2 separate regions of the Mus musculus genome follow, and region 2 is linked to region 1. Evidence: chromatin loops called from intact Hi-C (ENCODE). Cell type or tissue: gastrocnemius. All regions are shown on one strand. Each heading gives the region's core, and the rest is flanking DNA. Links, peaks and the distances in the headings are about the cores only. Region 1 has its middle 20 kb from the start of Gm33840. Region 2 overlaps Gm34231 (a long non-coding RNA gene).

The links. A loop is a pair of places that touch in the nucleus more often than their neighbours do. Peaks named below come from ENCODE experiments on the same cell type or tissue, not always from the same donor. Only the 100,000 strongest peaks of a DNase experiment are listed, where the experiment ranks them.
Region 2: a loop joins it to region 1, with 15 times the contacts of the local background. A loop is called at or near these places in 21 of 42 quality-filtered maps.

The regions. Positions count from the first base shown.
Region 1 is chr4:53,923,170-53,938,897 of GRCm38, forward strand. No RefSeq gene overlaps it. Among named protein-coding and RNA genes, the nearest start is that of Gm33840, 20 kb to the right of the region's middle. In gastrocnemius, for the core only: a CTCF peak has its summit at 8,426 (motif pointing right); DNase peaks (open chromatin) are centred at 8,458 and 8,592; H3K4me3 peaks cover 339 bases; H3K27ac peaks cover 297 bases.
Region 2 is chr4:55,234,545-55,244,754 of GRCm38, forward strand. Gm34231 (a long non-coding RNA gene) reads left to right here. Exons shown (of 3, transcript XR_390581.4): 3 at 4,189-4,392. It also overlaps the pseudogene Gm12508. Among named protein-coding and RNA genes, the nearest start is that of Gm34231, 32 kb to the left of the region's middle. In gastrocnemius, for the core only: a CTCF peak has its summit at 6,139 (motif pointing left); DNase peaks (open chromatin) are centred at 6,124 and 8,878.

The DNA.
Region 1 (15,728 bases), core at 3,685-11,684:
CTTCCGTCCTTCTGCTGAGGGCTTCTATTCCACTGCCCATTTTCATTACCTTGTGAGGCCTTCACTGTTCCCCTTGCTTGGATTGTGGCCACATTCCTGGCTAACCTCTCTGCTCTTGTCCTTTTGATGTCATCTGCACAACAGCCACAAAGTTCTAAGACTCACACTTGTCCTTTGCATAAAACTCTTTTACCTAATGGATACCATTGATTCCTTATAACTTACTTTTTTTAAAAAAAAAAAGAATTATTTATTTATTTCATATACATGAGTACACTGTAGCTGTCTTCAGACATACCAGAAGAGGGCCTTGGATCCCATTACAGATGGTTATGAGCCACCATGTGGTTGCTGGGACTCAAACTCAGAAGCTCTGGAAGAGCAGAGCAGTCAGTGCTCTTAATCACTGAGTCATCTTTGCAACTCCCTCCATATCACTTATAGGACCCTTAGCAGACCACAAGTGAGGCTCTATCGCCCTGATCCGGTGCCCTCTAGTGCCAGTGGCCATGAACTTTCCTCTGGTGTCTTGCATACTGGAAATGCCTGCAAGCTTCCAAGTGTCTCCTCAGGCCATCTGCTCTGCCTATAGTGCTTGCCCCAAACTTCTTCACATGTAGAATTGCCATTCCTTCAGATTTAGATGGAGTTTCAGCCTTCCCAGGTACACCTTTTGTGAACTGCCAGGCAGAGCTGAGAAGCCCTCCTCAATGATATAAACAATATGCATCATTACTACTTACTTTTATCATTGAATCATGACTCTCACGTACCTTGTGTCTTTGAAAGGCAACAAGCAAGACTTATTTGTACCTCAGAACTCAGTCACATGCAAAGTCCTTGCCATAGAGCAGACAGACATTTTTATAAGACCCCATCCAATGCCCTTGATTTACGGTGCTGAATTGTTTTGCAAAATATTCTATCAGTTTAAATGGTTACAAGCAGTGTGCAAATGAACCAACTGCATTATAACCTCCCTAAAGTTGGGCATCGCTGGTCTTAAATTTGATGGCTATAAAATGCTCTGCCTTGTTTTGATTGCATTTTTAATAGATATTGGGATTAAACATTTCCCCATGTGTATTACTGATTAATAGCATCTCTTGTCATATGGATTATGTATTCTTGTCCTTGCCTTTGACTAATAACTGGCTGTCTCAAGACAGTTTTTCTTTCTTTCTTTCTTTTTTTTCTTTTTGACTTAGAAACATCAGGACTGAAGGGAATGTGTCCAAATGGAACCAGCTGGAATTGAGCCCTGTGAATTTGAGATAGAAATGGCTCTCTGTGAGCTAGGATTTTCTTTCTTTATAACGACAGGTTTCTTTACTTCCGAATGGAATCCCATGGTAACTTGTAAAAAACATGGACTCCTGGGCTTACATCTACCGATTTGTGTTCTGCCAAAGGAGCTAGGATTTCCCCAAACACCCCAGGCAACTCTGGCTCTGCTGGGTTAGCCAAGTCTGAAGATTGGCCCTGGGAACCACCTGCCTCCAGCTCTGTAGTGTATGTGCTTCTGTGGAGCCCAGGTACTTGGATGTGGAGCAAAGAAAAAAAGGGGAATCTGTTGCTGTGTTCTGACACCCGAGGCGCTTTATCCAGTCAAGTGCTTTCCTGTTTTGTGAAGCTCCAGCAGGAGACACAGCATGAATGAGTAGGATCTCCACAGAGGCCACTTAGGGCTCAGCAGATGTGGCAACTTGCTAAAGAGTCCCATTACCCAGCACAGGAGCAGCCGGCTCAGCAGCAGGAGAGAGGGTCAGTACCACCCGTTGCAGAGCAGGCTCGAAAGCAGCTAGCGTCTGGGCGGCCAGCACACGTTATACCCTTCCACCTAGAGCCAGGGGCTGTTGGTTCTGCTCCCAGCTGGCTCTGTGACTTCATGCATGTTCCTGGATCTCTCCAGGCCATGGATGCTTCATCTGTAAAATGGGGATGTAGCAGACCACGCAATGCAAGAGGAGAGTTTGGCACAGTGCCAGCTGTTAGTATATGCTCAGTGAATGCCAGGCATTGATGTTCTAGATGAATTCCTTATCTATTGAGGACTTGAAGATGCGTGGGGTGAAAACTCATCGGGCTATTTATTACAGGAGACATTCAGGCAGCAAAGAAGGAGGATGTGGTCCTGCTGAAGTGGGCTTCTGGGTCTCTTCTACTTTGGGAATTGGCACATTGGTAAAAAAAATCACTATATATGCTCTTGCACACGAGTGTGTCTCTCTCTCTCACACACACAGTGGAAGTCACATAAAGGTCTATCATAAAAATACTCTGAGTTTTTTGTTTGTTTGTTTGTTTTTAAATAGAGCAGATATGTCGGACATAAACAGGCCTATCTGGTCTCTGGGCTAGCTTTGTCTTCATCCTCCTCAGCCTCTCCCCTTAAACATATACATCATTTAGGTTGTATGCTTACAGAAAGAGTAATACTCAAGGAAATTCTTACCAGGGGCTGGAGAGATGACGTAGCTGTTAGGGGCACTTGCTTCTGTTGTAGACGACACAGGTTTGGTTCTCAGCCCCCACCTTGGGCTGCTCACAACTGCCTGTATCTCCAGTTGCAGTGGACCCAACACCCTCTGTTGGCCTTTGTGGGTTCCTAGACACATGCTATGCAGATATATGCACTCAGGTGAGCACGCATGTGTCACACATGCACACACACAGAGGTATTTTTTATCTTTTCCCCTTCTTCTTGGTTTTCTCCCACAGTCAAGATAGCAAGCATCCTGACAAAAGGCCAGAATAATTCTTGTATGAGACAATACAGGGTTCCTGAAAGTCAGAAGGCAACATTCCAAATCGGCTGGGTCCTGAGACTCTGTGGTTTATGTTTGGTTCAGGAGTTTTAAAATGCTTGTGTACAAAAGAGGCCGTGTCCACTCCGCTGTCACCAGGTGGGCTCCAGTCAACTCAGTTCTCACTTTCTGGTTTACTTTTCTCTTGGTCAGCTTCCATGGATGTCTCTCTGTCATTTCTGCCTCACATCCATCCTAACAGAGGCAGGAACCATAATGCAGAGGCAGGCATATCTTTTCCTCCCAAGTGGGCAGACTCAAAGCAGTATCAATCTCCTTGAGAGTCAGAGATGTAGGCCATTGCAATCTCACTCACTGTGACCTCAGCTCACGTGTCTGGTCCATGTCTGGTCCCTGACCTAAGTTCCTAACCCAGTACCTGCTTGGGGATCAGGCTACTTCTGGGTTCCCACTCCAGGCAGTTAGTTTCCAGTGCCAATGGTTGATCTGTCTTTTGGCCAGGCAATGTCTGTTTTCATCTCCGATGACATCACCAGGATCTGATGTTCTGTCTTGGCACATAGTAAGAGTGGAATAAATATTTATCGAATGAATAAATTGTAAGCATTCAAGGGCAGTGGGTATTGCAGAAATAGTTTGTGATCAGGTATTTAGTTTCAAAGCCAGGACAGTTTTTAAAAGTTTTGTTTATTTTCACTCAAACTCGAGCCTGTTAAAGAAACATGCAGCTGATTTTCTTAGATTTTAAAAGGTGCCAGAGGACTTAATTTAACACGCCGAAGCTCTTCAGCTTCCAGAGCAGTTACCCCAGACACTCTCACTGTATTCTCCCAAACCCCGTTCGCATTCCTGCCATTTGGATTTGATCTGTGATTCTGTTCAGTTGGGGATAAACAGCTTTTTAATAATTCGGCAATAAAATGACTCCCTCCATCTCTGCTGTTTAAAATCTGAGTCGACTCAAATATTTATTTAAGAGCATTCCCCTTCATGGGCTTTGAAGGGACCTCAGATACTTTAGTTTTTCTAAAACTTCACTTTTCAAAAATAATTTTTTTTTTGCTTGCTTCTCCATGGGTAAACCAACCACTTCAGTGATGAAATCAAGGAGAAGACGGTGGCCAGACACAGACTGAATGTGAGGTTAACTTAAGAAGAGGGCAGAAGGTATGGGAAGCATCCCAGCCACCCTTTCTCTCAGTGCTTCCTGCTCGAGGACTATCACCAAGGGAAGCCTCAGGGCCCACTGAAGAAAGTGGTCTTGCTTTCCAGAGCATTCCTCGCTAGTGAAGCTCTTTATTCCGGATTTAATGCATATTACATGGTCTGTACTATGAACTGAATTGCCCCTGCCCTCTGCCTCTGTTGAAGCTCCTGTTTGCAGTGGAGCAGTGTGTGGTGCAGGAAATTAAGGTTGAGGAAGGTCAAGATGGGGTCTTAGCTTCATGGTCATGTTCCTTAAGAGGAATACACCTGCGGCACTCCCTATGTGCACACAAAAGCCAGGAGAGGATACAGTGATCAGCTGCCGTCCCATCCACCCTTGAGCCAAGAGGATGTCACTAGAGACCAACTTTTGTTACAACACTTTGATCCAGGCCTCTGGTCTTCCTGTTACTGGTGGCTGCTTAGCCAATCTGATGCTTTGTGTCGGCAGCCCAAGTAGAAGAAGCTAGCCTCCTCCTGGCCTTTCCTTTTCTTAGGCCAGGAGGTTGCTCTCTGCAATGGCTAACTCTGATTGTCAACTGGATTGGATCTGGAATCAAGGAAAGAACACAGCTCAAGGTGAGTCTGCCAAGGGTATTTGTAAGAAAGATTAGTTGAGAATAGGCCTTTCCCTGGAGCAAGTAGGACTGTGGATAGCAAGGACCAGGGAGAAAAGGGTGCTACTTCTCTGCTGCATTTACACCTGCTAAGTGCTCAACAGTGGAGCCTCCATCCTTTGCTGCTCACGCCGGGCTCCACCTTCTTTGGATTCCAACATGGAGTGAAGATCATCAACTGTCAAAGAATCTCCTAGGACTTTAGTTAGTACCCAATTAGGACTGCTGATGCAGCTAGCCTGTGAACTGAGCAGTGCAGCTTCTCAGACTGTCTAATAGGTGGCATTCTTGGACTACCCAGCCCTTCTTAGTTGTAAGCTATTCTAGTAAAGACACACGCTCACAAACTCACTCACACTCTCTCCCTCTCCCCCCTCTCTCCCTCTCTCTCTCCCTCTCTCTCTCCCTCTCCCTCCCACACACACACACACACACACACACACACACACACACACACACACTTACTCACACACACACACACACACACACACACACACACACACACCCATACACACTTGTTTCTTGATAGATAATGATGTCCTTTCAACACCTGTGTGACCTTGAGTAACACCCAGAGAGATGGCTCTTATCATCTTCATTCTACAGAGAAGAAAAGGAAGTTAAGTGACTGGCACAAGGACATGTCCTGAAACAATTATGTAGGTTCATTTTTCACTCAGGATTTTGAATTCCTTGTCTCCAAGTCTCGCGCCCTCATTGTGTCCCACTGGCTCTTTCCGCATAGATAAAGTGAAGATGATAGTATCAAGCGATGACACTATAAAGCTTCTAATGAATGCTTCCTCTGGCCTGGCCCTGGGTTTTGTATGTGTGACTACAGACGCCTGTGTGTGCATGTGGTGGTCAGAGTATGAGCTCTAGTGTTGGTCTCTCCTGATGGTCACTGTTGTGTTCTCTAGGCTAGCTGGCCTGTGAGCTCCCAGCAATTCTCTTCTGTCTGCCAGGATTGCACTGTGTTTCTGAACCCAGCCTTTATGTGTGCCCTGGAGATCTGAACTCAGTCTGTGAGGCTTGTGAGGCAAGGAATTTTCTCAAGGCGCTATCTCCCCTGACACAGGTTTTATTTGTGTTATCTAATTCTCCCCATAACTCTAATAGATACTACTTATTCTTTCTGCCCTTAGCACCTTGATGAGAACGCTTCCTGCCCCCACCCCCCTGCACAAGATGGTGTATCTGCAGGTTTTGATTTCTTTTCATTTATCCACTAATCAGAGGCTTCAGCTAAACACTGCCTTTGCCAATCAGACAGTTAAAATTTCGCTCAAGAAAGACGATGACACAGGCCTGCCAAGGTAGGAATAAATGTCCAGTCAGGCCTGCTGAGTCCTGGGACCGATCAAATGATTGCATTATAATTAATGTTGGTATTATAATTAATAGTCGTTTTACAGTCGACACTGAGAGACATCTCTACCTCCCTCAACCCCATTCCTTAACCTGGATCACTCATAAAGGGCTGCCAGCTCTTATTCGAATATGGTTAGAAACGATTATAGGTGTAGGAATGCGGGTTAGGTCCCTTTGACCTGCAGAAGTTCATTTTGTCCTCATAGTGGCTTACCGTTATTCCTACCTTACAGATGAGAAAATTCAACTAAGAAGACCGGGGCCAGATTCTCAGCTTAGATCTTCTGAGACCAATTTCAGTACAAGTGCTTCAGCAGGATTCCCAGAGTATCAGCATCTCCCTTCCCCGGGGAACCTTTTCTTTCTGCCAACCTCCTCGTTCCACAGACAATAGAGGACGCGAGGGGGCACCTGGCTCTGTCAGCATCCTCATGGTTCATAGCACCTGGGCAAGTTCAGTCGGGTTTTCTCTAACCACCTCTGCACAAATGCTAGGCAAATGTCCCCAGGTTTCTGGATGGTATGGGCGAAGTGGTTTGTGGACACGAGAACTCCCCGGGCTTTTTGCATGTCTGCTTCTCACTGAAGGCTACTTACAGAGATGCATAAGCATGCTATTGTTTTCAAAACGCACAGACTGCTCCTTCTGCTACGCTCCAGGCTTCTCAGTGTTGGGCACTGCTGAGGTCCTTAAGAAGTGCTTTCTAAGAGATCTTTCCCAGCTTTGACCATCATTGCACTTTCCAGGGTAGAGAAGCAGGGTTGGCTGTGTGCTCCTCCTGTGCCTGTACAGAGTCTAAAGTCCACATGTGGCGGAAAGTCCCTGCTTGGCCTAATGTTCTGCTGTCATTGTCTTGAAAGCCTCAGCCATTTTTAAGAAACCTTCCCCCACCCCATGCCTGTCATGTCATGGCTCCTGTAAAAGCAGCTTCCTATCTCAATGTTATCCAACCCCTAGTCCTATGGATCCCAAAGGCTGACTTGTTCTTTGTATATTGGACAACTAAACAGATCTAAGGAAGTTTAATACTCAGACTTTCTCTCAATGTTCATTCTTTTCATTCTTGGTATCATGATTAGAATGCTTCTCCCTCCATGCACAAAATTATATGAGTATCATTCTTATGCCTTTTTTGTTTATTTTAAATTTTTTTTTCATTTATTCACTAATTAGAGACGTCAAATAAACACTGCCTTTAACAATCAGATAGTTAAGTTTTGGTCAAGGAAGACAATGACACAGGTTTGTCAAGGTAGGGACAAATGTCCAGTCAGGTCTTCTGAGTCCTGAGACCAATCAAATGATGAGATCGCTTGAATTCAGAACAGGGACTAACATACAACACAGGACTACGTGCTGGCTTTAATTTGTGGCCCTGTGCTGTGTTAGGATGTGCCATCCTTACGACCTCTCTCTGGGACATGAGTATGTTGAATTGGAGATGCGTTTGGAGTAAGATTTGGTTGATATATCATCAGCGAATGTAGCATACACAACCTGTAGAAACTTGATATAAAAACATTATTAAGGGACAAAGTCCCTCCGTGCCCTTTTCGAGTTTGGAGTTTAAGGGACAGAGCAGAAAGAGGCAAATCACTAAATAGTATAAATAGCAATACTGTGTGATAGACAGCTCCCCCACAAAGAGGATGTTAGGGCATAAAAAGGCATCCAAGGAGAAGTGTCATTGAGAGAGAGTGGAAGGAGGCCTTTCAGGGACTGGACAGGAGACTGGGTAGTAGAAAGCACAGATTCAAAACGTCTGAGTTTGGAGAAGGTGTGGCTGATTGAGGGACGAACACAGCCAGGGAAGAACTGGGACACTGAAGGTCAAGAGGTGAGCCCTGATCCTGGAGAGGTAGGTCATATTCAAAACAGAAATTAGGATTTTGGTTTTGGTCTTTAGAATCAAAAGTCATTGAAATACTTTTAAGTTTTCTGGGGTTATGATTGGTCCTTTGGAATTAAGGGGGAGGGGAGGGATGGACTGATGGTAAAAGGTAGGGAGAGTGGTCGAGATGGGACTCCTCAGTGCAGGGTGAGCGCTGAGACTTCTGTCTTCACTGGGCATATCTGGGAAGGTTGACCTTACAAAAGAGGCCATGTAGAGAGAGGGGCTAAACCAGGGACCAGGGTATGCATATACATACTTGTGTATGTGTGTGCTTGTGTTTTGGGGTATGTAAGTAGAGGCACACACATTAGTATAGGGCATTGTGTTATGTCTGCGTATTTGCATTCTTAAGCTAAGGGCTTCATGTGTGTGTATGCATGATCTTACATAGTTCTGTATAAGCACATAAGTGTTTGTATGTGTAAGATTTGTGGTGTGTGTGTGTGTGTGTGTGTGTGTGTGTGTGTGACATGTTTGTAGCACCTGTGTGCATGCACAGGAGCGCTGGGCTTGAAGAGCTCCTCCCCCAAAGTCACATATGCCCCTAACTGCCAGCAGGTGGCCCCTGAGCACCGTGTGCTAGGCTCTGGGGACAAGGTCGGCTTTGCTCATCCAGCCTTCTCCTTCCCACAACTCCAAGAATCTTTTCATGGTTTGGCTTCCTCTCTCAAGGCTTCTGTCCTGAGGGATAGTGAGACAGAACGGCCCCGAGAGTGGTAGTGTTGGGCTGTGGGCGGGGCTATTGAGCTCCTGCGGTGCTCCTGGCTCTGTGCCTGTCTCTCAGTTGCACCGGTGTGGTTGGTCAGTAGCCACATAGGCAAGCGCTGATCTGTACTGAGCTAAGGAGGGTTGTGGGCAAAGAATCGGCACCACAGAATGGACTGAAGAAAGCGCCAGGCATGTCTGTTCACCCTTGCTTAAAAGTGGCACCAGGACCAAGCAAGAGAGGAAGATGGAGTTTTTCTGCTTGGAAGGCGGAGAACTAACACACACCTCTCATAAAAAGAGCATCCCAAGTGTCCACAGGCAGCTAGCTAGTCTCTATCAGGTCATGATTACTGGGTCTTTGAACAGTTGGGCTTGAGAAGGGAAGTTGGACCCACCAAGCTGCTTGTGAGGTCTATGAGAATACTAAGAGGCTCCATTAGCACATGCTGCTCGAATTGTCTATCACCGAGGTTAATCCTCACGTGTGGCTGTGAGCAGAGAGGGTCTTTATAATCCATCCATCCTGATCTTTAGTGCTCCATCCAGGGGCTGAGTCAGGATGGGTGCTTGTTGATGACCTGGTGAGCATCTCAGAGTAGTAGTACCTAGAGGAGGTTGAATGGGATGCATGGAGCTTGCAGCCAAGTTTTGGACTAAATATATGCTGGTTGGAGTTAGAAGGAGTCTAAAGGAAGCGAGAACTCTAAGAATGGTAGGAAGTAGACCCTTGGAGGCTGCACCAGAAAAACCAGATTCAGTGGGCAATCCTGTGGTTCTTCTATCAATTACCTGCCAAACCTTGGGACCTCTGGATATAGCTCAGGGCAGTGCATGGAGGGGAATGGGAAGAAGTTGTTGTCTGTTGGGCTGGGGATATTACTCCTTCGCTAGAGTGATTGCTTAGCATGCTTGGAGCCTTGGGTTTGCTTGCCAGCTCTGCATAAACCAGGTGTGGTGGCTCACTTATAGTGAGGAGGAAGGTTAGACGTTCAAGTTTATTCTTTTACATAGTGAATTTGAGGCTAGCTGAGACCCTGCCTCAAAAGACCTACAACAAATAAAATAATATAAAATAAAATAAAATAAAATTAAAAGGAAGGATATTGGATGAAATTCTGGACCTGAGCTCTAATTAATTGTAGAAGTTCTTTTCTTTGAAGATAAATTTGAGTCCATTTTTATCTGTTTACCATCTGTGCCTGCTTGTGGTGAATACTTGATATCTCTCTCTCTCTCTCTCTCTCTCTCTCTCTCTCTCTCTCTCTCTCTTTCTGTGTGTGTGTGTGTGTGTGCGCGCGCGCGCACACGCGCGTGCGCACATGCAGATTTTTATGCACAAGGCTCTGTGTGCATGTAAAGGTTGAAGGTTGATGTCAGGAATTATTACAATTGCTCTTTCACCTTCTTCTATGAGGCAGGGTCTCTCAATCAAACCAAGAACCCCACGGGATGTCTATCATCTTACTCCTTACTCCATGGGGGGAGGGTCCCCAGTGTCCTCTTCTTTAGGCTGGAATTATAAGTGGGTCATCAAGCCCACTTGGCATTGGCAGAATCCACATGGATTCTGGAGAGCCAAACACCAGTCCTCAGACTTATACAGTAAGCAACCATTGAGCGGTCTATCTCTCTTGTACCTGTTCATTGTTCATTGTTAACTAAGAATATTTATTTATTAAAATCCATTGTCTCAAACGTTACTGTCCTATGAAGATTACTATCCGAGGTTCCTGCTTCCTCAGTGGTATGTTAGGGAAACAAGTAAATATATAAATGGACAAGATAGGTTTGGATGTAGACAGAGAGGAGCACGGCAGAGCTGAAACCTAGCAGGGCTCAGGGAGGAGGAAGAGGAGGAGGAGGAGGAGGAGCAGGAGGAGGAGGAGGAGCAGGAGGAGCAGGAGGAGGAGGAGCAGGAGGAGCAGGAGGAGGAGGAGGAGGAGCAGGAGGAGGAGGAGCAGGAGGAGGAGGAGCAGGAGAAGGAGGAGGAGGAGGAGCAGGAGGAGGAGGAGGAGCAGGAGGAGGAGGAGGAGGAGCAGGAGGAGGAGGAGGAGCAGGAGGAGCAGGAGGAGCAGGAGGAGGAGGAGCAGGAGCAGGAGCAGGAGGAGGAGGAGGAGGAGCAGGAGGAGCAGGAGGAGCAGGAGGAGCAGGAGGAGCAGGAGGAGGAAGAGGAGCAGGAGGAGCAGCAGGAGGAGAAGGAGCAGGAGCAGGAGGAGGAGCAGAAGCAGGAGGAGGAGCAGGAGGAGGAAGAGGAGCAGGAGGAGCAGCAGGAGGAGAAGGAGCAGGAGCAGGAGGAGGAGCAGAAGCAGGAGGAGGAGCAGGAGGAGCAGGAGGAGGAGGAGGAGGAGCAGGAGGAGGAGGAGCTGGAGGTCTTTGGGTTGGAGACCTAGGGTACAACCTGTGAGGTGGAGACAGCTGAGGAGAAGACTGTGTGTGAGGTGAGGAAAGCATTCCCAGGGCAACCCTTCTGGGAAAGGCGTTTGTTTGAAGAAAAAATCAGAAAAATCATCACTCAGCCAGTCTTGTTTTATTTATATTTATTAAAATTTAAAAGTAATACAGATTTATTGAAAAATGTCAAACTTTGCATATATATATATACACATGCATACATAGACACATGCATATATATACATATAAATACACATGCACACACATATACACACACATAAGACACACATACACACACATACACACACATACACAGGTGGAGTCTGGCACTTCCTCTCATCCATGTGCCCTCCCTGAACCCCCAAATGCACTTACTGGAGAGGCCCAACATTGGTATGCAAGTATTCTCTCAGATGTTTTTCGGTAAATTTGCAAATACATTTCTTTATTTAAATTATTTTTTATTTTTATTTTTTATTGGTTATTTTATTTATTTACATTTTGAATTTTATTCCCTTTCCTGGTTTTCCCTCCTCTATGAGGGTGCTCCCCTACCCACCCACCCCACTCCCGCCTCACTGATCTAGCATCCCTCTGCACTGGGACACCAAACTTCCACAGGACCAAGGGCCTCCCCTCCCATTGATTCCAGAAAGGCCATCCTCTGCTACATATGCAGCTGGAGCCATGGGTCGCTCTTTCACCATCCTCTTAGGATGTTCAAACTTAGCAAGCCCCACGTGGCATTGTTGGTTCTTTCGACTAGCTGGGCTCCAGGCTTCTCATTTTAGTAAATGGGTGCTACCATCCCACAGAATCTTCCAGGCCCTGAGCTGGGGGGACTCTGGATTCTTTCTTTGATGTTAGGTTACAAGTTTAATGCCCTAGCGAGTTGTGCAGGCTCCATGTTCAGAGCATGGGCCATATCTGGGTATTCCTCATGCTCTGCCTGGTCCTCAGCCTGATCAAAACTCAGCACACCTTGCAAGGGCCTCCTCCCTCCTCTTCATCCTCCCAGTGCTGTTTGTTTTACAGCTTGTTTTCCATCCAGCTTCCAGAGCCATCTTTCAACCACAGTGAAGCAGGTCATGTCCCTCCCTCCTTGATATGCCAATGGCTTCCCATTTCCTTTAGGAATAAAACCCAAACTTTTCATCTCAAGTCTAAAATTCAAAGGCTAAACGGTTGGGCCAGACTTCCTTTCTAATCTCCTCTTGTTCTTTTCCCCTCTTATACAACATCCTGTAACCACACTGTACACCACCCTACCCATCCTTCCTATTGTGTGAGAGGCCTTGAGCATGCTGGGCTGGCTAAGAATGTCATTCTAATCTTAGTTCAGTGTTTCCCTCCAGAGAAGCCTCTCTCCACGGCTTCATATAAAAATAGATTCCCTTCCTTCCTGCTCCTCCTTCAACCACCACCACTTTATTTTATTCCTGTTTTCTTTCCTGTCCAGTGCTTGCATTACAGGACTTCCCCTTGCTCCCTGCCTGTCTCTCTGCTCCCTTTCATTTCAGTTCTCTTAGGACAGCGATACGACTGCTACTCTATCCGCTGATTCCTCTTGCCTCCACTGAGGAAAGTTAAGGAAATGAGTTTATTTTGGCTCAAAATTCAAAGCTAAAGTCTATCATGGGGAGGAAGTCACGGTGTCGGGAGCCTGAGGTGGCTGGTCACACTGCCTCTATAATCAGGGAGCTGGGAGTGTTGATGTTTATTTTGTCATTTTATGCATGTGTGGACCCCAGCCTCGAGGATGCTGCCTCCTACATTCAGGGTAGGTCTTCCCACATCAATTAACCTAATCCATCATAGAGGTTCCCCAAGGCTAACCTAATCTCAGCTTCTAGGAGATTTTAGATCTTATCAACTAGCAATCAAACTTAACCATGGACCTGACTTTCTCATAGCTCTATTAATGGGTGAACAAAATGATCCCCATAGTGTTGTTCATGCAAAGGCTGTAGTGAACATTCTTCTTTATTTTTTAAAGTTTTTTTTTTGGATATTTTATTTATTTACATTTCAAATGTTATCCCCTTTCCAGATTTCACCCCCAGAAACCCTCTATCCCCCCTCCTGCTTCTATGAGGGTGTGCCCCCACCCACCCACCCACTCTTGCCTCCCTGCCCTTGCACTCCCCTATACTTGGGCACCAAGGGCCTCTCCTCCTGACAAGGCCATCCTCTGTGTAGCATAAAGTCTTGTAAATATATACCTTTAGGAAATTGTATAAGGGTTTCTGTGCATGGATTCTTAGAAGTGGCTCTATATATTTTATTTTGTTTTTTTGTTTTTGGTTTTTCGGGACAGGGTTTCTCTGTGTAGCCCTGGCTGTCCTAGAACTCACTTTGTAGATCAGGCTGGCCTTGAACTCAGAAATCCACCTGCCTCTGCCTCCTGAGTGCTGCAATTAAAGGCGTGCGCCACCACGCCCGGCTTCTATATGTTCTAAAATTCAATAAATATTACACATTTCCATCCAAATCACTACATCAGTTTGAACTCCCATTTACTTTGGTAGAGGACTGTCTTTCCCTACATTCTTATCAACTCTAGATAATAGTCATTTTTCTTCCCTTTAGCCTGTGTTATAAGCAAAGCCTGAGTATTTTATTGTTTTAATTTGTACTTTCCTTATTATATAATGTTGAACATAGTTTTTTTTGTACTCTTTGATTTCATTTGTAGAGTATTTTATTTTGTTTTAATTGTACTTTCCTTATTATATAATGTTGACTATAGTTTGTTTTTTTTTATTCTTTGATCAGTTGTAGTTTTTCTCTTATTTGTAGGTGTGGTTTGAATAGGTTTGGCTCCCATCAGTCTCCAGTTGCTGCCTTTAGATCAAGATGCAGAACGCTCAGCTCCTCCACCCCAAGTCTGCCGCACACTGCCATGATCATCACCACGATGATAATGGACTGAACCTCTGAAACTGTAAACCAGCCCCAACGAAATGTTGTCTTATAAGAATTGCCTTGGGTGTTTTGTTCCCAATTCTAAGAAGGGGCAACGTGTCCACACTTTGGTCTTCGTTCTTCTTGAATTTTATGTGTTTTGCAAATTGTAACTTATATCTTGGGTATTCCCATGGAAGGAGTTACAGAGACAAAGTTTGGAGCTGAGACAAAAGGATGGACCATCTAGAGACTGCCATATCTAGGGATGCATCCCATAATCAGCCTCCAAACACTGACACCATTGCATACACTAGCAAGATTTTGCTGAAAGGACCCTGATATAGCTGTCTCTTGTGAGACTATGCTGGGACCTAGCAAACACATAAGTGGATGATCACAGTCAGCTATTGGATGGATCACAGGGCTCCCAATGGAGGAGCTAGAGAAAGTACCCAAGGAGCTAAAGGGAACTGCAATCCTATAGGTGGAACAACAATATGAACTAACCAGTACCCCGGAGCTCTTGAATTCTAGCTGCATATGTATCAAAAGATGGCCTAGTTGGCCATCACTGGAAAGAGAGGCCCATTGGACTTGCAAACTTTATATGCCCCAGTACAGGGGAATGCCAGGGCCAAAAAGTGGGATTGGGTGGGTAGGGGAGTGGGGGGGGGAGGGTATGGGGGACTTTTGGGATAGCATTGGAAATGTAAATGAGGAAAATACCTAATTAAAAAAGAAAAAGAATTGCCTTGGGCATGGTTTCTTCTCACAGCAATGAAACCCTAACTAAGACAGCTTTCAAATTTTCTGTTTGTGTGCTAAATTCCAAATAACCACAGAGGTTAGGTACCTAATAAGGGACCAGAGGGGAGAAGTGGATCTTCAGAGGAAGGGAAAATAGAATATAGTATTATAGAGAGGTGAAAAGGAAAACTTCTACTTAGAATAGGAGAATTTAGTAAGGGGAATTCGAGAGAAGACACAGGAGGGAATATGGGGAGGGACGACTCACACTAAAGGGCATTTGAAAAACCATATAAAAGAATACTGCTTAAGAGCCTTTCTAAAACACACAAGCGAGTACACACACACACACACACACACACACGAAAGGCGTCTAAATGCACTCACCAAATAATACCAAATAATAAGGGAGACAGCAACCTAACTAGACATCAACACCTCCAGTGCCAGGGATGGACTACATCTTGCTGAATCATTAGCCCAGAGAGTCATATGGACATCCTCCCTGCACCCACAACATCACAGGCTATTGCCAAAGCTACTGATTGCTTTCCTCAACCTGATAACCCAACTGTTGAAAACAACGCTTACATCTGTCATCGGACACTGACAAGTCAAAATGGTGCCTGACTAACTGGAAAGCCTCATCCCTACTAACTAGTGATGATGGTGCTAGGAAGGTACTGACCTGCTCGCAAGCTATACTGGTGCAGTAGTGGCACACATCTTATGGGTATAATTAACCACTTTAAAAAGTTAGATTTAAGACTCCCTCCATGAGATGGCACCCATACTTGACACTGCTCAAATGGCCAAAATCCTGAAACCAGATAGATCATGGGTCAGGGAAAAGCGCACTGCTATTGTTCTGCTAAGGGAACATAGTAATAAAATGGCATAATAACATATTGCTCCTAATAACATATTGTTATATCCATAGACCAGTGCCTCACTCAGCCCACATCAGAGAGGCTTCATCTTGCGTTAGATGGGATTTAACACAGAGATCCACAATTGGACAATGTAAAGAGTGAGGGAGACTTTGGAACACTCAATTCTTAATGGGATTCTTTAATTCTTCATCAAAATCCTCCTTTCAAGGCTCAGGGATCTATGTG
Region 2 (10,210 bases), core at 2,211-10,210, 1.3 Mb after region 1:
CCCTTCATGAGGCAATATCAACCAACTAGTCATGATGCTGAATGGCTTTTCCACATCACTCAAGAACTTTTCCCGCTCGAAAAACTTTATCTGTAATCCCATCATCAGTACTCATGGAGCTTTTACTGTCAGGATAGACACAGCAACAGGAAGTTTAAGGCATCTACTTACAGATCCCCAACTGAGGCCGAACAAGGCAGCACTTTGCCTTCCTGTTTTAGTTCTTAATAATTAGCATATCACAAACTGGATCATCATCTTCACCTCATTTCTCCCTAATTCTCTGTTTCTCTTTCTAGTTTCCTTGGCTCCATTAATAACTAAAGCAAAAACATGCATTTACTTTCATGATCAATTTATCAGCTTCACATTTTTGTCTACTCTCTTGTCTTAAACACAAGAAGTCTGTGTTATGCCTTATGGTGAAAATATATTTTAGAAAAGCTTTATTATGGGTTGAGTTGGAGTGTTGTTGGCCATGATTTCATTAGTCACAAGTCAATGATATTAAAAAAAAGATGTTCTTAAATGAAAACATACATAAATAAGGTTATCTATTAAATAAAGATGAGACTGTTGTGAGAGTCACAAGACACCCCACCCCCCACTCTATCTTTTGCTAGGAGCAATGGCTTGGTGTTTCCTAATTTAGTGTTCATGGTAGCTTTGCAGAACTCTAATAAAAAGAATCAATTATACAATCCAAACAAAAATGCCCCTGAGAGAATTTGATCTGCCACTCAGGTGTCTCATCTTTTGTAAATTGAAATATTCAATTGTTGGGATGTCTAATCTTGACTGTCAACTTGACATGCTTAGGAAGAAGACAACACATCTGAGACATTGCCTCTATCAAACCATGGGCTTGTCTTTGGGAGCATCATCCTGATTGCTAGTTGACATAAGAGAGCCCAGCGCACTGTCTGTGGTACTATTTAGGGAGGTGGGACTGAGCTGTAAAAGAAAGGTTGCTGAATGTGATGCTTGAAGCAAGCCAGTGGGCAGTGTTCTCTTGTGGTCTCTGTCTCAGTTCCTACCTCCACACTCCTGCCGAGAGTTTCTGCCATGGCTTCCTTTAATGATGAATCATTACCTGTAAGCTAAAATAACTCTGTTCCTTTCCAACTTGTTTTTGGTCATGGTGTTTATCACAGCAACAGAAAAGCAAATTAGAACAGTTGTGTACTGGACAATTCTCCTCAGTGACCCCAATAATAATACTCAGCATATCCAAAACTAGACTCTCATCTTGGCCCCATCTGCTCCTGTCTTCCTATTCATCTGTCTAGTTTCTTTGTCTTGACTCATGACTTGACTATCTAGCAATGGTCCTAGTATCCTCAACGTCCCTTCTCTCAAGTCCCCGTATCTAGGCATAACGTCAACATTGTCTTCGTTGCATCTTAAGCTAGCTTTCTTTGCCCTGTTACTTTCACCGCATCTGGTTCTGGCTATGATTGTCACTGGCTTTCTGAAGTGTCTCTCTTTTAGCCTTTTCTAACAAGTTTCTATCCGATGTCAGAATCTTATTTCTGTGATGCAGATCCAATGGAGCTGGGCAAATCTTCACATTTAGAATCTTCCCTGGCTCCCCACTGCAAGCAACACTGACTCCAAACTGCAGTCAGCCATAAAGGACCTCCACTAGCTGAGTACTGCCTCCTTTTCTCTCCCACCCAACCATACACAATTCTTTCCCAGCAGGAACACATTCACTCATTTGTCCTTCCCCAGACATTCCAGAGCTGCATGCTGCATGTTCTGTCTATTTCTCCCTCTACTTGATCTTCCATTTTCACACATTCTCTCTTCTCTTAGCTTAAGGTGATAAGTAACTGCCTTTATCATTCTACAAATGCTGATTTTTTTTTTTTTTAAGTAAGGGCAAGTGTTTTCTTACTTCCATATCTCCAGGGCTGAATGCTTCCTTCTAAAGATGCCAGACCTCTCTGGCCAAGACATTAGCTTCTCAGTTTCAAATTGCCTTGGTGAATGAGAACTGGTCCTGTCTACCTCAGATGGCATTATTAAAGACTAAACAAACAGCACCTTAGAAAATTAACCAAGAACTTGGACAAAGAGACACAACGCTACTGTTGTGGTACGCCCAACCTAAATAAGCCCATGCAATGAAAACACAACTCAGCTGGGTGTGGTGGCGCACGCCTTTGATCCCAGCACTCGGGAGGCAGAGGCAGGCGGATTTCTGAGTTCGAGGTCATCCTGGTCTACAAAGTGAGCTCCAGGACAGCCAGGGCTACACAGAGAAAACCTGTCTCAAAAAAAAAAAAAAAAAAAAAAAAAAAAAAAAAAAAAAAAAAAAGGAAAAAAAAAAAAACCACAACTCAATTAATATGATTACATACTGAGTGCCTAGATTGGGCAGATCTACCGCTACACTACCATCTTCCCCATCTATGAGACCCCTTATGACTTGCGGTTTCTCCAGGCCACATGCTTCTGCTCCACTTTCCTTCTCCCTCCTCCTTCATCATCCTCTTCTCTCTTTCTCTCCCAAAATCTTCAGCTCCACCTTCCCCTCTTTCTCTGCCCAATCACAGGCTCTAGCCTTTATTTATAAATTAAGGTGGGAAGCAGGTTTACAAGAAATCACCTGAGTGCTGACTCATTCCTTGTTCGCAGCCCCTCACAGGAGAACAGAATTAACATCAAATACAATTAGCCCCAGGGCTATCCACATGCACTACCACTATTCTTGCCTAGTGCATTGCAGCATAATACCTTCCACCATCCAATTGCTGTCCCAAATTTCTTGCTACTGCTTCTTCATTTCCCTCAGACACAATGCTATATGAATTAACTATGATCTAGATTGTTCGAGCTCCACACCCCAATTCTAACCATATTTATTTTTTGCCTGTGGTGATGTCTTGGATTTTCTCTTCATGTTTTTAGCACCAACATCTCTGTCCATTCTCAAAGCTATTCCACCCTCCTTTTAAGGATGGATGTCCTGATGTCTGGATTGTTTGTTATAAATCTTTATTGATTGTCTTACACTCACCACCCCAACTCTCCATGCTTTCTGGTACAGCAACCTGATAATGCACATGGCAAGTAGCTACCATCTTGGTTGGTAATATTGAAAACAGTCTGACATCCTGCTGTTAGTGTATTGTGAAGACTTGTGGAGGTGGAGAAATTCTTTTTTTGTCATGGTGACCCGCTCAGCATTTGGTTAAGGTTATGAGTGAGTCACAGAGGAGAAACATTAACGAAATGACAAAAGGTCCAGGGAATAACACAATGGATGGGATTTCCTTTCCACTCCAACCTTCTAGACTGGTAAGTAAAATTAGCAAGATGTAAAGGTTAATGAGCTCTCAGGCCAACTTGCAATCATCAAGTGCCACCCTTAGGGTCCCTCTTTCAACAATAGCTCGCATGAAAGCAGGAGGTAACGCAACTGCCAGAAAAGAGAGTCGAAATAGAAACGGTGGGAAACACTCCGGAAGTAATTGACCCTTTGTTCTTAGCTCCGCACAGATAAGATGTGGTTTGTGGGACCACATCTGAAGAGGAGCACAGACAACTGCACAGGGCTTTTGAATGAGCAATCACAAGAGAGAGGGGAAGGTGCTAACAACAGAAACCATCAACCACTATTTATTCCAACATGGTAGACAGAACCTCAGATGCATCTGCATTATATCATTATACTAAAGGCCAATTTTATGCAAAGCAGTGAAAAGCAATCACCTAAAAGACAGATAATACGAAGGATCACTTTGCCTGCTTTAAAAATGGCACCTCAGTTTTGTTTGTCACCCACTGTGATTGCTTCTACATTTGGCCAAACTTAAATATTCATTCAGTTATGTAATTTTTTCTTTTTTTCTTTTTTTTTTTTTTTGCATTGAACTAAAGAAGCGAAAATCAAGCGTGTTGTCAGTCAAACTGTGATAAATAATGTTTACTACTAAACAGAATCGAGGCCATACTAGAGATGAAATGTTTTCTTTGGAAGATTGTTGCTTTCTTGTCAGTGGTACACCTACCCAGCCTCAATTTGTTCTTCTTGCCTACTGCACCAGCGTTTCTGAGATGCCAAACTGCTCACATCTTGTTGGCATCCAATGCAAACCTACAGATGTTTCTCTAGCCCAGCCTTCCACAAGCCCCTCAAATCCTCCCGTACTAAGAAACTCTGTGTTCTCCCTTCCACAGGCAGCCTCAGCGCACCTGCACTTGTCTGACTGCAGATGTGTTCCCTAGTCTTTGGTGAGCAGCCATACACCAAATATGCGCTGTACATCTGCTGGAGGCTAAGAACTGCACTTTCCCAAGAAAGCCAAGAGTTGCCTGGAGGGGCTGGTGAGATAGCTCAGTGGGTAAGAGCACCCGACTGCTCTTCCGAAGGTCCAGAGTTCAAATCCCAGCAACCACATGGTGGCTCACAACCATCTGTAATGACATCTGACTCCCCCTTCTGGTGTGTCTGAAGACAGCTACAGTGTACTTACATATAATAATAAATAAATCTTTAAAAAAAAAAAAAAAAAAAGAGTTGCCTGGAGACAAGAGAGGGGCTGGATCAGGTCTGTAGCTCCTGGTAATAAATGAGAAATAGAAATTAGAAAAGAAGTCTAGTTAGTAGAGGTGGGACCAGCTATGTATAGAGCACCAGGCTGTTCCCGCTCCATCAGTATAGGTCTCTGTGAAGTTATCAGTCAGACTCTGTTCCAAATGGCACAAAATAGAAGTGGACATGAGCCTCAAGGGAAGCCAGTTCTCCTCCAGACTAGCAGTTCTTAAATTTTGTGGCCTTGCTCAACCCAACAAAGTAGACGAATTGTGAACCCTTTGTAAGACATTGAGCTGGAATTCATAAGAACCAGTCATAGCTGGTAAGGAAGCCAAAAGGATTATCAAGCATTACCTCACCCTAGGGGGGACCAGAGGCTCCTTTGAACTATCTGTGACAGACCAGGAGAAGAAGCTGATCATCTCGTGAGGGAAGAGACTAGAAGTTACACGCAAAGGGCAGAAGAAGTACAACGAGGCTTTTTGTACCCATCTCTGTGGGTACTGGATGAATTTAGACTGTTGTCTCTAGTCTCCTGAGTCTCTCTGTTGATTGAGCTAATTCTTATTGATACATAAAATCCCTGCTCTGGACCACAGAGGAACAACCATCCTCCCAGAGCCAGTAACCAAAGAGAGAAAAACAAAAAACAAAGGGGATAAAGTGGACATTATTTTTTTTTTTCGAATTTTGGACGTTATTTTTGTGAATTCGGGGTTGGACCAGCTAGAAATAGATGGCAAAGTCAAGGTGCAGGCAGTAAGATGCCGCGTGGCACGTTCTCAATGATGCCACTGCGCTGCTTTGCATAGCATGATAACTCCCTGGTGAAGCCAAAGAGAGAGCTGACTCCCTGGGGAAGCCCCAGCACCACCATCCTCCAGTCTGAACTGGGAACTTTCTTCCCACCTTGTGACCACACTTGGTTTATTCTCTAGAACACTTACCGGTCTCCCTCCCCGTTGCGGAAGTCAGGTCCTCTCCAATATCCTCTAGCCTAGTGGTTCTCAAGTGGGTACGGTAAATACCCTGTGATGCACACCACAGCCTGCTCTTGACACCAGGTAATCATCTAGAGTCCTGGAGTCAAGCGTGCTGGTGCTGCAGCTGAGAAGAACCCTGCTCTAGGCATTGACAGGAGTCCTAGAGTCCGCGCTGTCCCACGCAGTCAGCTAACCACATGCAGCCACCGCACACTGGAACTGCAGCTAGTGCGACTAGGAAGCAGCATTTCTTTTTAATTTATATTTAATGTCAACAAGTTAAATTTAGATAACTACAAATGGTTCGTGGCTAGAGCACAAACCAAGCTCTTCTTCAGCGGTCCTCTTCCTATAGTCAAATTTTAGTGTCAGTTTGATAACCCCCTCAGCAAACTTGAAGCCCCCTGTAGGCGAGGAATGTGCTTATACCCTCCTAGATGAACCCAGGCGTAGTCATCCGGCTGTTGTTTTTCATACAAGCCAACGTTTTTACAAACAGAAGGGTCTGCTAGCCCTTTGCTTCAGACAGCTAGCCTCTTGACAACCTCCAAAGCGCACGTTCTTTGTGTTTGGGACCAAAGGACTGCAGCACGCTCCTGCCACCTGGTGGTGATGTAGAAAATGTCAGGCAAAGGCTCTCCCCCTGAGGTGCTGTGGTATGACCAAAAGGCAGGACAGAAAACAAATGCTTTGGGACTTGGGACAGAATTATCTGTTAATGGAATCATAAATCAGAGGGAGAAATCAGTTTCCAGATGAGGAAACTAAAGGGAAGAACCACTTGGTGACTCACTCACATATAAAACCAGCCATGAGCCAGCCACCTCCAACCACGTGTTTCTTCCCCTCTGGATAATAAATATTTCTCTCTCTAGGATGAATAGAGATGTTATTGACAGATAAGAACTGACCTCTGTCTTAGGTGCTTAGGTACTTGTTCACGAAGGGCACCAGTCTGTCTGAAGAGGGTACTACTTTAGAAGTGATAAATCCTGCTAGAGTTGGTTGATAATGGCCTTGTTCTTTCTATTCAATTGGCATCAGGTAGCTATGGGTCATCAAAACTGGAACGGGTAAATCCCTCCCTTCTGCAGAAATGGGCTACAATGTCACTTCTGATTCATGCATCAAATACGTGTTCAGAGTTCGTACTTTGTGCTGGCTGTGATGCTAGGTGACAGGGGTACACCAAGGGGGAGGGAATCCCATGAGGTTTCTGCTCATGGGAAGGTCACGATGTGCTAGGCTCCCATACAAACTCTGTACAAGGTAACAATAAGGACAGCCCACACCGGTCAGGGAAAGGAGATGAGCTAGGACCAAAGAAGACAGCCATCAACGGAAGCAAGATCAGCTACAGTCACAAGATCTGCAGAGGGAGCAGGGACTCACAGAGCCCAAGTCCCAACATTGGTGGTACCCAAGTAGCCAGTTACTGAGTGTGAGGTGCTATTGAGCAAACTGAAGCGTCAAGAAGGAGTGGATGCCAAGCAGATGATATATGCAGATCATTAGATCTGTGTGTCTAAGGAGAGTACACATGTACGGTACCAATGTGAGAGCGTGGGAGGCTTCTGAAAGTGACAGGCCTGAGGTGCCAACAGAGGCTAGTCAGAGCTGTGGGCCTGGGAAACCCAGTAGACTGGACTGAGGGAGGGTGGGGATTGCAGCACATCTTGCCACTGCCAGAATCAGTCTCAGGTCCAGGATTAGACAGCCAACACCAGTGGTGTCTAGGGTAAGAGTACCTGCAGGGACAGTAGACACTATGACCACAATGCTAATGCATTCCCCGTGAATCTCTTGTGTTCATTTAGCTCACTGGTTCTCAACCTTCCTAACGCTGTGACCCTTTAATACAGTTTCTCATGTCGTGGTGACCCCAACCATAAAATTATTTTCATTGCTACTTCAGAACTGTAACTTTGCTACTGTTATGAGTCATAATGTAAATACCTAATATGGAGAATATATGATATTTGACCCCCAAAGGGGTTGTGACCCACGGGTTGAGACCCACTGATTTAGCTCAAAGCTGGTGGCTGTGCGGGAGTCAAGGCGCCACATCTTCAATTTGATTTATCTTTCAAGCCCTTGATCAGCTGTGTTTATAAGCAATGATGGTCCAGAGCATGTTTCCAGGGGAGGCCGTTGTAAGGCTTTATAGAGCCGTTAGAGAAACATCTTAGCCTGGGAAATCTATTCTCTCCTACCCCGTCTAACACCAGTCTGTAAGAGCTTAGGTCAAGCTGTGATGTTGGGTCCTTTAACGTGTCTAATCCAACATCTTCCTGGGAAGGATATTGATTTTTGAAGATAAAGTTTGGTCTGGAGCAGAGACAAATGGAAGACAGAGATTGACTGATTCATGATGTGGTAACCTCTTGCCTAATGGCTGTTCTCAGTCTCCCCACATAGCTTTCCGCTACTCCAACCCTGACCTGGGACCTTGATCTTAAAGCTCTGAGGTGAACTTCAGCCTCACTGGCAAGGGATCTGAGTTCATGGGGGACAGGGCCACGGGGCAACATTGTGACCCTGTAACAGTTCTATCTGGTCAACTTGGCAGGCCCCGAGATAATTCTTAAAACTGAAAAGAAAAATTATTGCTGGGCCCCAAAATAAAATGTTATTCCAGATATTAAATATTGTCTAACAGACAGTAAATTTAATGGCCCTGAAGTGGCTTCAGACCTCTGAGAAGATTTTACTTCTCAGCCTTGGCAGGGACACCAAGTACCACTCTCCTATTTCTGCTCTGCCTTCAAACTGTCATAAATAGTTAACTGTGTGAGTCCTTTCCAAAAGAAAAGAAAAAAAAAATCCTCCCAGGAGCATCCGAAAATAGCCTCCAGGGGCTCGATGCATATTTCCTCGGGTCCTCCTCTTAATCTCTCCATATGGGTGGCTATGATTTATTGTTACTGTCACCTGTGGACCGACAGAAACAAAGGCAGCCAGGCTGGAAGGCAGACAGAGGTAGCGGTATGGGAAGGGTCTCTGGAGAGATGGAACTGAGCGTCCATTCCTGGTGAGAGTGCAGGCTTAAGAGCCATCACCTCTCCTTCCTTTGGTGTCTCTGCAACAAAAGGAGAGAGGAGGGGATGTCATCCTCTCCCAAGATGCATCGAGACTCTGCCCTCGAGAAGCTTCCAGAGAGTCTCCCACAAGGCAGAACCTGCCAAAGGCCAAAGACTATTGTGACAGGGCAAGTGTACACTCATTACACAGGGTGCATGTCACCTCTGCCATTTCCTATCTCCAGGCCAAAAGTGAGCTCTCTCCTGCCACTTTTCCAGCCCAGTGGCGTGACCCGAGGCTGGCTGTCCATCACCAGCTCGATGCAAAAGGAGAAGGGAAAGCCGGGCCCAACTGAGGCCCCTGCCTGCTCATGCTAGCTGTGCCTCTCCATCCTTGTGTTTATCCACAGCACGGGCACCACCTCTGAGACACTAAGCTCATCTTCAGGGAAGCAGTCCCTGCCAATAGACCACCAACCCAGGGATCCCCTGTTGACCCAGGAGGAGGGACAGGGCAGGGACCTCCCCATCTGTCTCTGTACCTTCTGTTTTCCCTCTCAGCGCTCCTAACAATGCACCATGATTAGTTGCGGCTCGGGCCCCCTGACACCCCTTAACCTGGAAAATCAGGCAGACTTTCGAGACAGCAATCAGCTCCCAGACACATCCAACCGTAATGTGATTACTCCATTTACCAAAATGCAAAGAGAGATACTTGAGGCGTTTCTGATTAGGGCTGACATTATCTCTCTAATGGGCCATGGCATTAATCAAGGCTGTTGCTATGACTATGGAGATGGTGGGGAAATAACCCCAGCTTGATTCTGGGCCTGCCCAGTTGTGCCACTGTAGAAGAGGTCAGCTTTTGTTAGGGACATGGCACAAGAATGGCTTCTTCCTGCCTGAGAAGGGCTTTCTATTGAGATCACACCAACAGCCAGAAAAAGGCCTCTGTGTTCTTTCATGACGTTGGATGCTCTGGTTCCATAGCTCAATATGATTTGGTGGCATTGTTCTGGAGGGATTGTGTGTGTGTGTGCATGAATGCTGGGGTTGGGGGTACCAGGCTGATCCGTGAGACTGTCAGAGCCTTCTGCTATCCAGAGTTACATCTTAAGAGTCGGCCAGCCCCCCTGAGAATTCTGTAGGGCCTGAGAACCTGGGGAAGGAGGAGGAAGATCCTTCGAAAGGCCACCTTTCCCATGGCATAAACGCTCTGGCCTCTGCTGCTCTCTCTCCATTCCAGGCCTCAGAAACATTTGGCAGACACAAGCCAGTAACTACAGACCCTATGTGAGTGCATGGAAAACAGGGGCAGAATGAAATGGGTGTGACAGGCCCAAATGAAAAACCCTCTGGCCTCTGCTCTAGATGGCAGGATACTCACGATCTGGAAGAGGCATACAGGGATCAGATGATACCACTGGGGCCGGCCATCAGGACCTGGTTCTCATTTGCTAGTAATGAGTTCTCCATAAACCCTAGTATAAGAGGACACTCCGAGGGCATCAATATGGAGTGCACACACACGCACATGCACACACGTACACATGCGTGCACACATACCATGTCCACAGTCAAGATTTACAATCAAGAAATCTGCTTCTTGGGGCGGGGGTGATGATTCAGCTGGTAAAGTGCTGGTGGCACATGCGTGAGAA